2 separate regions of the Homo sapiens genome follow, and region 2 is linked to region 1. A link is a contact called in ENCODE Hi-C data. All regions are on one chromosome and are shown on one strand. The core of a region is the stretch at or near the end of the contact, and the rest is flanking DNA. Distances in the headings are between cores, read along the strand shown. Region 1 holds the start of LINC02523 (long intergenic non-protein coding RNA 2523). Region 2 overlaps HEY2-AS1 (HEY2 antisense RNA 1).

What was found. Hi-C counts contacts between places; a loop is a spot of excess contacts on that map. Pooled maps may share reads with other maps.
Region 2: a loop to region 1 is called in a map of heart right ventricle, with 2.6 times the contacts of the local background. The contact joins the enhancer-like site here to the promoter of LINC02523 in region 1. A Hi-C loop is called at or near these places in 7 of 168 maps with a recorded cell type or tissue (Right ventricle myocardium inferior, aorta, gastrocnemius medialis and 3 more) and 10 of 50 pooled maps.

Annotation. Positions count from the first base shown.
Region 1 is chr6:125,672,247-125,676,858 of GRCh38, reverse strand. LINC02523 (long intergenic non-protein coding RNA 2523) reads right to left here and starts at 2,506. Exons shown (of 4, transcript NR_038906.1): 1 at 2,384-2,506. The region is part of intron 2 of HEY2-AS1 (HEY2 antisense RNA 1); the gene reads left to right.
Region 2 is chr6:125,581,971-125,586,582 of GRCh38, reverse strand. All of the region lies in intron 4 of HEY2-AS1 (HEY2 antisense RNA 1), which reads left to right. Among named protein-coding and RNA genes, the nearest start is that of LINC02523, 90 kb to the left of the region's middle. Within about 2 kb of position 1,827, at least 6 of the 41 ENCODE cell types and tissues checked have a DNase peak (open chromatin) inside an H3K27ac peak, as active enhancers do; they include gastrocnemius medialis, heart right ventricle and psoas muscle, where a contact is called at or near this core.

The DNA of each region.
Region 1 (4,612 bases), core at 1,257-3,756:
TTGAAGAGGAGCCGTGATATGTATACAACATAAAAGTAAATATCTTATTCATTTAAGTACACTTAGGTTTTTTTTGTTACTGACTAGAAATAATTAAAAATCTTGACCTCCTAAGAAATTTGTTGAGGGAGAGAGAAACTAGCTCTCTCAAATCAGGGGGAAAAAATCCAAACAACCAAGCTAGAAATATTGGAATTTCTTTAAAGTTCTGAGGGAAAACATACAATATAACATTTATAGCCATCTTTACATTGTTCAAAGTATTGCTTCTTGGATGGATCTGTCTCAGGCATGAAGTGAGTTCAACACCATAACTCCCTTTTGGTGTGGCAAGAACAGAAGAAAAAATGAACAGTTCTCACAAAGGCACTTCAAAAATGAGGATCATAGGATAGTGGTGTTTATTTAAAAGTTTACATATTCTGAGCCCTTTTAAAAACAAGATGAACCAGTAATGTTTTGTCTGTGCTGTTACTGAAATCTACAGTTTAAGAACTGAGCCTATGACCTGTGGGCTTCTAAGATCCTATTCAGCCAAGGTGAGCACTCTCAAGGGAACAATTCCTTATACTTGGCTTTCACTTTTATCTGGAAAATCAAGGCTGGGGCCATAACACAGCAGTTGTGGCAAACGGTGTCTAGATGGTCACTATCCACTATTCCCTAATTGACTGAGGCTCTTGGAGTCTTAGGAATGTAGAAGCAGTGATGAAGGTGAATAACTAGCAACAGCTTTGAGACATTCCCACAGTTTTCTTGGATGGCTGCTAGAACCAGACTCCAGAGACAATAAACAAAAAACTGGTAGTAAAATGGGAGGAGATAATGTTCTGAGCTAAATACAGTCTGAAAGACTCCATGTCTAGAAATAGGGTTTTATATGCCACTCAGGAGTTCTTTGGATCTCTTTTTGAAAAATGAACTCATCGTCTAGCATTTGAGGCACTTGTTCTTTGAGCCAATTTAGGTCTGCCTTGAAGTTCTCCCATTCTCTCTGATGGATAGCTCTCTGATCTTTATTGAAGATCAAGGCAGTGAGGAAATAGGGTTGACTATGGTATACAGAGCTTGAACGAGAAATAAAGTTAGAACATGGGTTGCCAGAGCCAGGCATGCAATCTATGCTTGCAGGTGAGGAGACACCAAGATCTCATTACATGGATGGTTTGCATATTTGGAAGGGAAAGCAAGAATAACTGACATGGGAAGGAAAGGCAAATCTAGAGAAAAGAGTAAATGCTTGGAATTGCTTCTGGGAGTGAGGACCACCAATTCATGGTAAACTGTCTTACCCTCTTGAGTTAAGTTGCTCTAATTAAGCTTCCAGAACAGAAGGTGTTGAAGGAGTTAGAAACTAGATCACCAAGGTTTTCTTGTTGTTTAACCTGATTTGCATGACCTCTAGAAGATATGTTTAGCATTACAAGCCTCTATGAATAGATATTTTGTCCATTTTTCCTGAAAAGGGGTGTTATAGTTTGGGTTCCCAGGAATCAGACTCTGATACACTGAGATTTGTGTACAGTGGGTGTGTTGGGAAGGGTTCTTGGCAACAATATCTTTGAGGGGTAAAGAATGCAAGATTAGGCAGAGAAGAAGCTGGATTACAAAGATGTTGCAATAAAAGTCTTAGCTATTCCTATGGGGAGTGCTGGAGCTGGGGTAGTCCTTGGGCCGAGGACGTCAGTTCTTTATAAAAATCAGTCACCAGATGAGCAAGTAAAGGATTTTTATCCCTATTGGGCAGATAAAGAAACAGGCACAGGGTTGAAAACTAACTGCCCAAAGTCACATAACTTTTAAGAGGAATAGCTGCAGGTTATTTCTGCTGAGGCCCAACTCCAGACACATGGTTGAGCCAGATAATACATCACCCCTGGCAGAGGGGTACAGGATATGGTCTCCCATCGAACAGTGACCTAAGTAAAATAAATGTGCCTCTGAATTTCTGTAAAATTTAAATGTGCATATCTTTTGGTTTTGCATAATATAGAAAATTTTATATATTTAATAAAAAATTATTTTTGACTGGTAAAATTTTCAAACAATTTTTTTGACACCAAGATTTTGTCTTTTGACTTATAGCTTAATGGTAACTTCAGAATAATACTCTTCTTAGATCTCATGTTAGCTGACCTTTTCTTAAAAATAGATCAGAAGACCATCTCAATGTGCTAAATACTGTCCCTTGAATTAAAGTACACCAAAATAATAAATGTTGTGTAACTTTTATAGTTTATAGAGTTCTCCACATAATCCACACAGTGTGGGTTTGAGGTAATGTTGCCAGAGCATAAATGTGAAATCCATGGCTGTGAAAAGTTGTGAGATTTGCCTGAGGTTACAGTCATTGCAGGTGATCCCGGCCTCCTGTACACCTTACCTGGGTCTGCATGTCCCATGTGCTCCATACGCTGCCTCACTCCAGCGAACATTCCGCGATGGCTCTGTATCCAAGAAGTAGGGTGTTGTACTTATGAATCAATGGAAGGACCAAGGCCCCTGTGCTTTCAGTGTGAGAGGAGCAGCCAAAACCACTGCAAAGAGGGGTTGGAAATCTGATCTCCCATGAGAGCTGAGGAAAAAAATTGCTTCTGGAAAGGGATGAAAGGTTTTAATATAACTCATTATCTGTTTTCTTTGGATGAACTTTCTGCTATTAGTCAACGTGATTTGGGCTTGGATACCACATTAGAACCGGTAACAGAAAATATTGATCCTACAACTTGTGAGAAGCCTGAAATGGGTATGAGTTTATCTCAACACTTCCATAAATGGCAACTTGCATTCCAGTTATTTGAAACTTTCTTTATTATTATTATTTGAAAGGGATCCAGCTAAAACATAATTTGTTTGGATTCTTGGGTCAACGATTTTACTTCTACTGGCAAAAAATATACTACATAAAATGGCTATGTATATTTTTCTTAACTTTCCTTTCCTTTTTGGTCACTTAGCCAGAGTGAGGTCCTGGAGAATATTCTGCACATGCTTTAGTGTGGGGAAAATGAGTGTATGTGTGAGAGACAGAGCAAGTAAAGGGAGCTGGCTGCATCTCAATGTGTTAGATAACGATGAGCTTGGCTTGTTAAATAGACCAAACCTGTGAGGAACAGCTCTGAAAGTGTTTGGCTAGGGTTTGCTCTCACAGCGCTTAGTAACACTAATAGTGCTAATAACACTTAATAGCACTTCGTAATACTGCTTAATAAGTGTGATGTAGTGATGTGTGTATCAACTAGTAAGTGTTGGAAGATGACTTCCTGGAGATAGTGGTCGAGACCATGGCAGCACCCAGACTCCTTGTCCTCCAGAGTGGTTGTCATGGAAAGTGCCACAAGGCTGCAGTACACTGCTAGGTGGGTCTAACCTCTGGTCAGGCCAGGGTAGTGCCACTTTTGTTGGGGACAATGACCAAAGTTGTGTTGCTGCCAATAATAAAGATAGACATTTTTAGAGCAGATGAACAGGACAAGAAAAGATGATGGACAGTTCCTAGGTTCTCTATGGTTACAATGAAAGCAGTTTTGTATAGAGTTGAAATGTCCATGGGTATACAAAAAAATTTACTAAGTGTTGTCAACGAGTGAAAGCACTAATTATAACAACTTGGGAAATAAAATACCAGTGTTAGAAGTCTTATCATATGACAATTGTAGTAATTTTAAAGAGAATTAACAGGTTTTGGGGCTTGAGGGTTACAGAAAATATTCAGGGCTGAATCCAATAATTGGGTTGCAGGTGTTAGTGCTGAAAACCTTAAAAATGTTCATAAACTTGATTGAGCAGTTGCTTCTGGGAATTAATCCTAAATAAATAATGAAGAATACATGCAAACAACTACAAGAATTGTCTTTGAAACTTGTTTATATTAGTTAAAAATTGGAACAACGAAATGTTGAAAACCAGAGATTTGTTAAATAGGTTATGATATAATAGAATCTCATTTAGTCATTAAATATGATGAGATAGAAATATGCCTAGCTGGGTGTGATGGCTCTCGCCTATAATCCCAGCACTTTGAGAGGCTGAGGTGGGTGGATTATTTGAGCCTAGGAGTTCAAGACTAGCCTGGGCAGCATGGCAAAACCCTGTCTCTACAAAAAATGCAAAAATTAGCTGGATGTGGTGGTGTGCATCTGTGGTCCCAGCTACTCGGGAGGTGAGGTAGGAGGATCATTTGAACCTGGGAGGCAGAGAGTAGTGAGCCGAGATCCCACCATTGCACTCCAACTTGGGCAACAGAGCAAAACCCTTTCAAAAAAAAAAAAAGGCTTAGTATCTGGGGTGACAAGAAATCTGTACCACAAATTCCTGAGACATGATTTTACCTGCATAACAAACCTGCACATGTATTCCTGAACCTAAAATAAAAGTTGAAAGAATAATAAGGAGAAATATGCCTGCTTACATGTTACATACATATGCCTTATAAATAACTTTGAGATATTTCAAACTCACCAAAAACTTGAAGGAATGGTGCAGTGAATATGTGTTAACAACATGTCTCTGTGGATAGGTTCTTCTTTTTGGCCCAGCCTTCTGAAAGTAGTGTACCAATGTCATGAAATTTCACCTCTTAATACTTCATTTGGCACTCCTTTCAAGAGTA
Region 2 (4,612 bases), core at 578-3,077, 90 kb after region 1:
TAGGAGTGTTGGTCGTGATCCTGTGATGGATGAGAAAATATATTCCACCTTTCTGTTCTGCCAAAACAAAGAATAATTTGAAGCTCAGGAGACTGTTTTTCTTGTGACTGGTGAGCAGGCAGCCCTTTAGCTCTATCTGCTCAGGACCCACGTGTGTATACCTGAGACTGGTTCAGAAGGGCACAGCATCATCAGGACAGGGGTCTCTGGGCTGCCAGCTTTCAATGGGCAGGCGATCCATGAGTGGCTCTTATCAGGACAGGATTGCGTTCTGAAAACCTCAGGGCCTAGCAGTGTCTGACTCAATGTAGGTGCTCACTAAATGTTTATTGAGTGACTAATGAGTGGAGAAGCTGGCTAAGGTCATGACTACACATCACTAAACATTTAAAAGAAAGAACAAAATACAGAAATGTGATGAACAATTTCCTATTCAGATACCTGGAGAGTTAACATTTTAAAGACTACATGATCTGAAAGACTACTTCTGGTGCCCAAATCCTGCAACTGTTTTTGAAATGGTAGACTGCGTTTTCTTCTTCTGAGAGATATTTAAGCATTTTGTGGTCATTCTTCGAGAGACCTGGGGAAGTACCAAGGCCTGAGAAGACGGCAGAAAGTTTCTTATTGGTAGAATTTGAACAGCAGGAGCAGCTGAATGTGTTTTTCTCCTGATACAACAGGGCTTTCTTGAGTTAAAAACTTGTTTTGAAGTGATCATAGACAACACATGTGATGAGAATGCTTTGTGTGTGTGTGTGCTACAGGGGTGGAAGAGGTTGTGGCATCATATGTGTGGAGTGCTACATGAAAGAAGTTTCAGATCACAGGTCCCGGTGCCTAGGGACATCCATTGTGGGCATGGACCTCAAGCCAAGGTACAGCACAGAGTACATGGCCTCTGCCCATGAGCAACATGTGCAGCCTCCAGCAACGTGCCACCCAGGTCATTGCACTTTATCACACTCCAAAATCGTGACCTCATAGGGCTGAGAGCTTTGACATTTGGTCAAGCGTACCTTTCTGGTCATTTGAAACTATGTCAGGTAAACAAAATATAACTTCTTCATTATCACTGGTGTTGTGGAGAGGACAAATGGGCAGGCAGGGAAGATCTCTATAAAGACTTAAAAACCCATAAGCCATTTTGGACATCAAACATCAGTTGCAAAGTACCACTTTGATGAGTTAAGAGTAAGTGAATGAGAACCAGATGGATTAAATTCCCCTTGAAATACACATTGGATTAAAAATTAAGAGAAGTCGTGCTAGATATATCGCATTGTTTCAACCACTAGCCAAAGTATTTAAAACAAAAGAGATATTTGACAATTTAGTGACAGTTCGCCCATCTCTAGATTCTGAATTTGAATTTGGCTGCATGAGTAGTTGGAGAGAAAGTTTTATGTACATGAAATAGAAAAATATTTCTTGGAATACCTACAGTAGACCAGAGGAAAAAAATACCTTCAATATGTATTTTATTTACTTGCTTAGGTAAATAAGTGAACATAAAATTCCACAGAAAATGTTTATCAAGTTACAAGTGGGTAGAAACGAACAGTTGCATGTGTGTACATATGAACTGGCCCAGGCACTTAATTAAAGATGCTTGATCATGTTTGACAGATCTTAATAGGTACTTAAAATGCGAACACACACACAAAGACATTTACACATCTGTGTGGCGCGTCCTGACCCTGACATGTTGATCAGCCCTTCAGAGAGTTGCTTTTCTTAGTGATTACTCACTGACATGTGACCCTCCACACAGGCTGCCTGTCCCGCTGTGACAGCAGGCAGGCCTGAGCTGCAGGCACTTGGAGAACAAGATCCCGGCATCTCAGTGCCCTCTGGCTTCCATGCATAAGCTGCTGAGTAAACAAAGGGACACGAATTTTATGCCGAATAGCTCAGTGGTGTTCCTGCAACAGGGTTTGCTCTGTTTATTTACTCGCAGTTCTGCAGAACTCCCTTGGGCATGTTTGAGGCGGAGGCTCTGGATGCCCAGACAGTCTGTCTAGAGGTAGGAATGGCTTCATGAAACACTATCACCCTCACTTGGGTCTTCTCTATGTCCTTGAAAGTGCTGTTCAGTCCTTTTCCTCAGAGGGTGTGTGCCAAGACAAATGTTCTAAGTGCAAGTTGTGAACCATCCAGATTTGTATTGAATTCACAGCTCACCATTTGCTATCTGAACTAGAAAAAGTGACTCATTTTTTGAACCTCAGTTTCCTCATCTAGGAAATGAGCTTAGCAATATGTCCTCACAGGTTAGTGGTGAGAGAACATGTGAAAAGTGCCTGGGATGTGGTCCTGCTCCAGACATGGATGCCATCCATTTTATTAAGTGGAATAATCTTTTTTTCCTTTGGTCAACAAACATGGTTGGCCAAAGTGAGTGAAGCAACCTCACTGTCATATCCTCTCTTTGGTCACTGAGACCAACATGGTAAATCCTAAAGTTATACTGAGCACAGCCCCTAGAGTCACATAGTTTTGACATCCCATCAACATTTCACTGGTTGCATGAGAACGTTTGCAGTCTCCCAGCACTCTTGAGGTTCACAGTCCAGGTCAGATGAAATTCACTGAGTCATTAAAAGGGGAAGTAAGAATAGGTTACCAATTTTTAGATTTAATTTTTTGATGATTCTTGTTTTATTAGCCCCATATATAAAATATAAATTTTTACATGGATATGACACTAAAAGCACACTGAAGGAAAAAAATAAATTGAACTACCTCAAAATTTAAAACTTCTGTGCATCAAAAGACACAAATCACATAAATGTGTATAAACACTATCCGTCAACTAAAAATAAAAAAAGGAGCTGGGCGCAGTGGCTCACGCCTATAATCCCAACACTTTGGGAGGCCAAGGTGGGCAGATCACCTGAGGTCAAGGAGTTCGAAACCAGCGTGGCCAACATGGCGAAACCCTGTCTCTACTAAAAATACAAAAATTATCTGGGCGCAGTTGTGGGCACCTGTAATTCCAGCTACTCGGAAGGCTGAGGCAGGAGAATGGCTTGAACATGGGAGGCGGAGGTTGCAGTAAGCAGAGATTGCACCATTGCACTCCAGCCTGGGCGACAGAGCGAGACTCCGTCTCAAAAAAAAAAAAAAAAGGAAAAAAAAAAGACACAATCAACTGTGTGAAAAGGCAACCCACAGAATGGGAGAAAATTTGCAAATCATATATATATCTCTGATAAGGAGTTAATATCCAAAATATATAAAGAATTCCTACAACTCAGCAACAAAGCTAGCAACTGAATTAAAAAGTGGTAAATGACTTGAAAAGACATGTTCCCAGAGAAGATATACAAATAAACATATAAAAATATGCTTAACATCATTAATCATTAGAGAAATGCAAATCAGAACACAATGAGATATCACTTCACACCCATTAGGATGGTTATCAAAAAACAGAAAATAACAAGTGTTAGGATGTGGAGAAACTGCAACCCTTGTACACTGTTGATGGGCATGTAAAAACGTGTAATGGCTATGGAAAACAGTATGGTAGTTTCTCAAAAAATTAAAAAGGGAATTACCAGTAATTCCACTTCTGGGTAGGTACCAAAAATAATTAAAAGTGGGGTCTGGAAGCTATTTTTACAACCATGTTCATAACAGCATTATTCATAATAGCTAACAAGTATCCATGGACAGATGAATGGATAAACAAAATATGGTATATGCATACAATGGAATATTATCCAGCTTTGAAAAGGAAGGAAATTCCTACACATGCTACAACACGGATGAACTTTGAGGACATTATGATAAATGCAATCAGCTAGTCACAAAAGGACAAATACTGTATGATTCCACCAATATGAGGCCCCTAGAGTGGTCAAATTCGCAGAGACAGAAAGGAGAATGGTAGTTGCCAGGAACTGGGGGAGAAGGGGGAATAGGAAGTCATTGTTTAATGGGTATACAGTTTTAGTTTTGCAAGATAAAAGAGTCCTGGAGATTGGGTGCAAAATAATGTAAATGTATTTAACACTACTGAACTGTACACTTAAAAAGATCAAGATGGTAAATTTCATGTTATATGTATTTTACCCAATTTAAAAAATCAGTTTATACAAGAGAGATTCTAGTGCCCTCATGGAAGTGTCTTTGCTAAAAAGCGATGAACCTCAAAAAATATGAATACTCAGAAAAAAATATGAATACTCAACCTTAAGAAAAAGCATTGAAAGTAATGTTAAATACCTGTTTTCAATGTGTTTCCAACATGTTGATATGGCAAGAAGTGAATCCAGTTCAGAAATAGAAATTAATAGAGTTGAAATGTTGCACATTAGAGGGAAAGGGAACCGGCGGTATGGTTTACATTTGTTACCTTAAACCATCATATTTCCATCAGTAAGCATTACTTTTAGGCTATAGATGTGACTACTAAGCCTCTAGGAGGTAAGAGCACTTGTTCAAAGTCATACAGGTGATAAGTTGTGGAAACAGGATTTGGACCCATTGCTGGAATGCATTGTTAGTAAGGAGAGAAGTGAGCCTGGTTAGAGCGCAGTACAGTCATGGATAACAAAGGCTGGAATTTATGAACATATTAGGAATGTAACTGAAAGATAAGCAA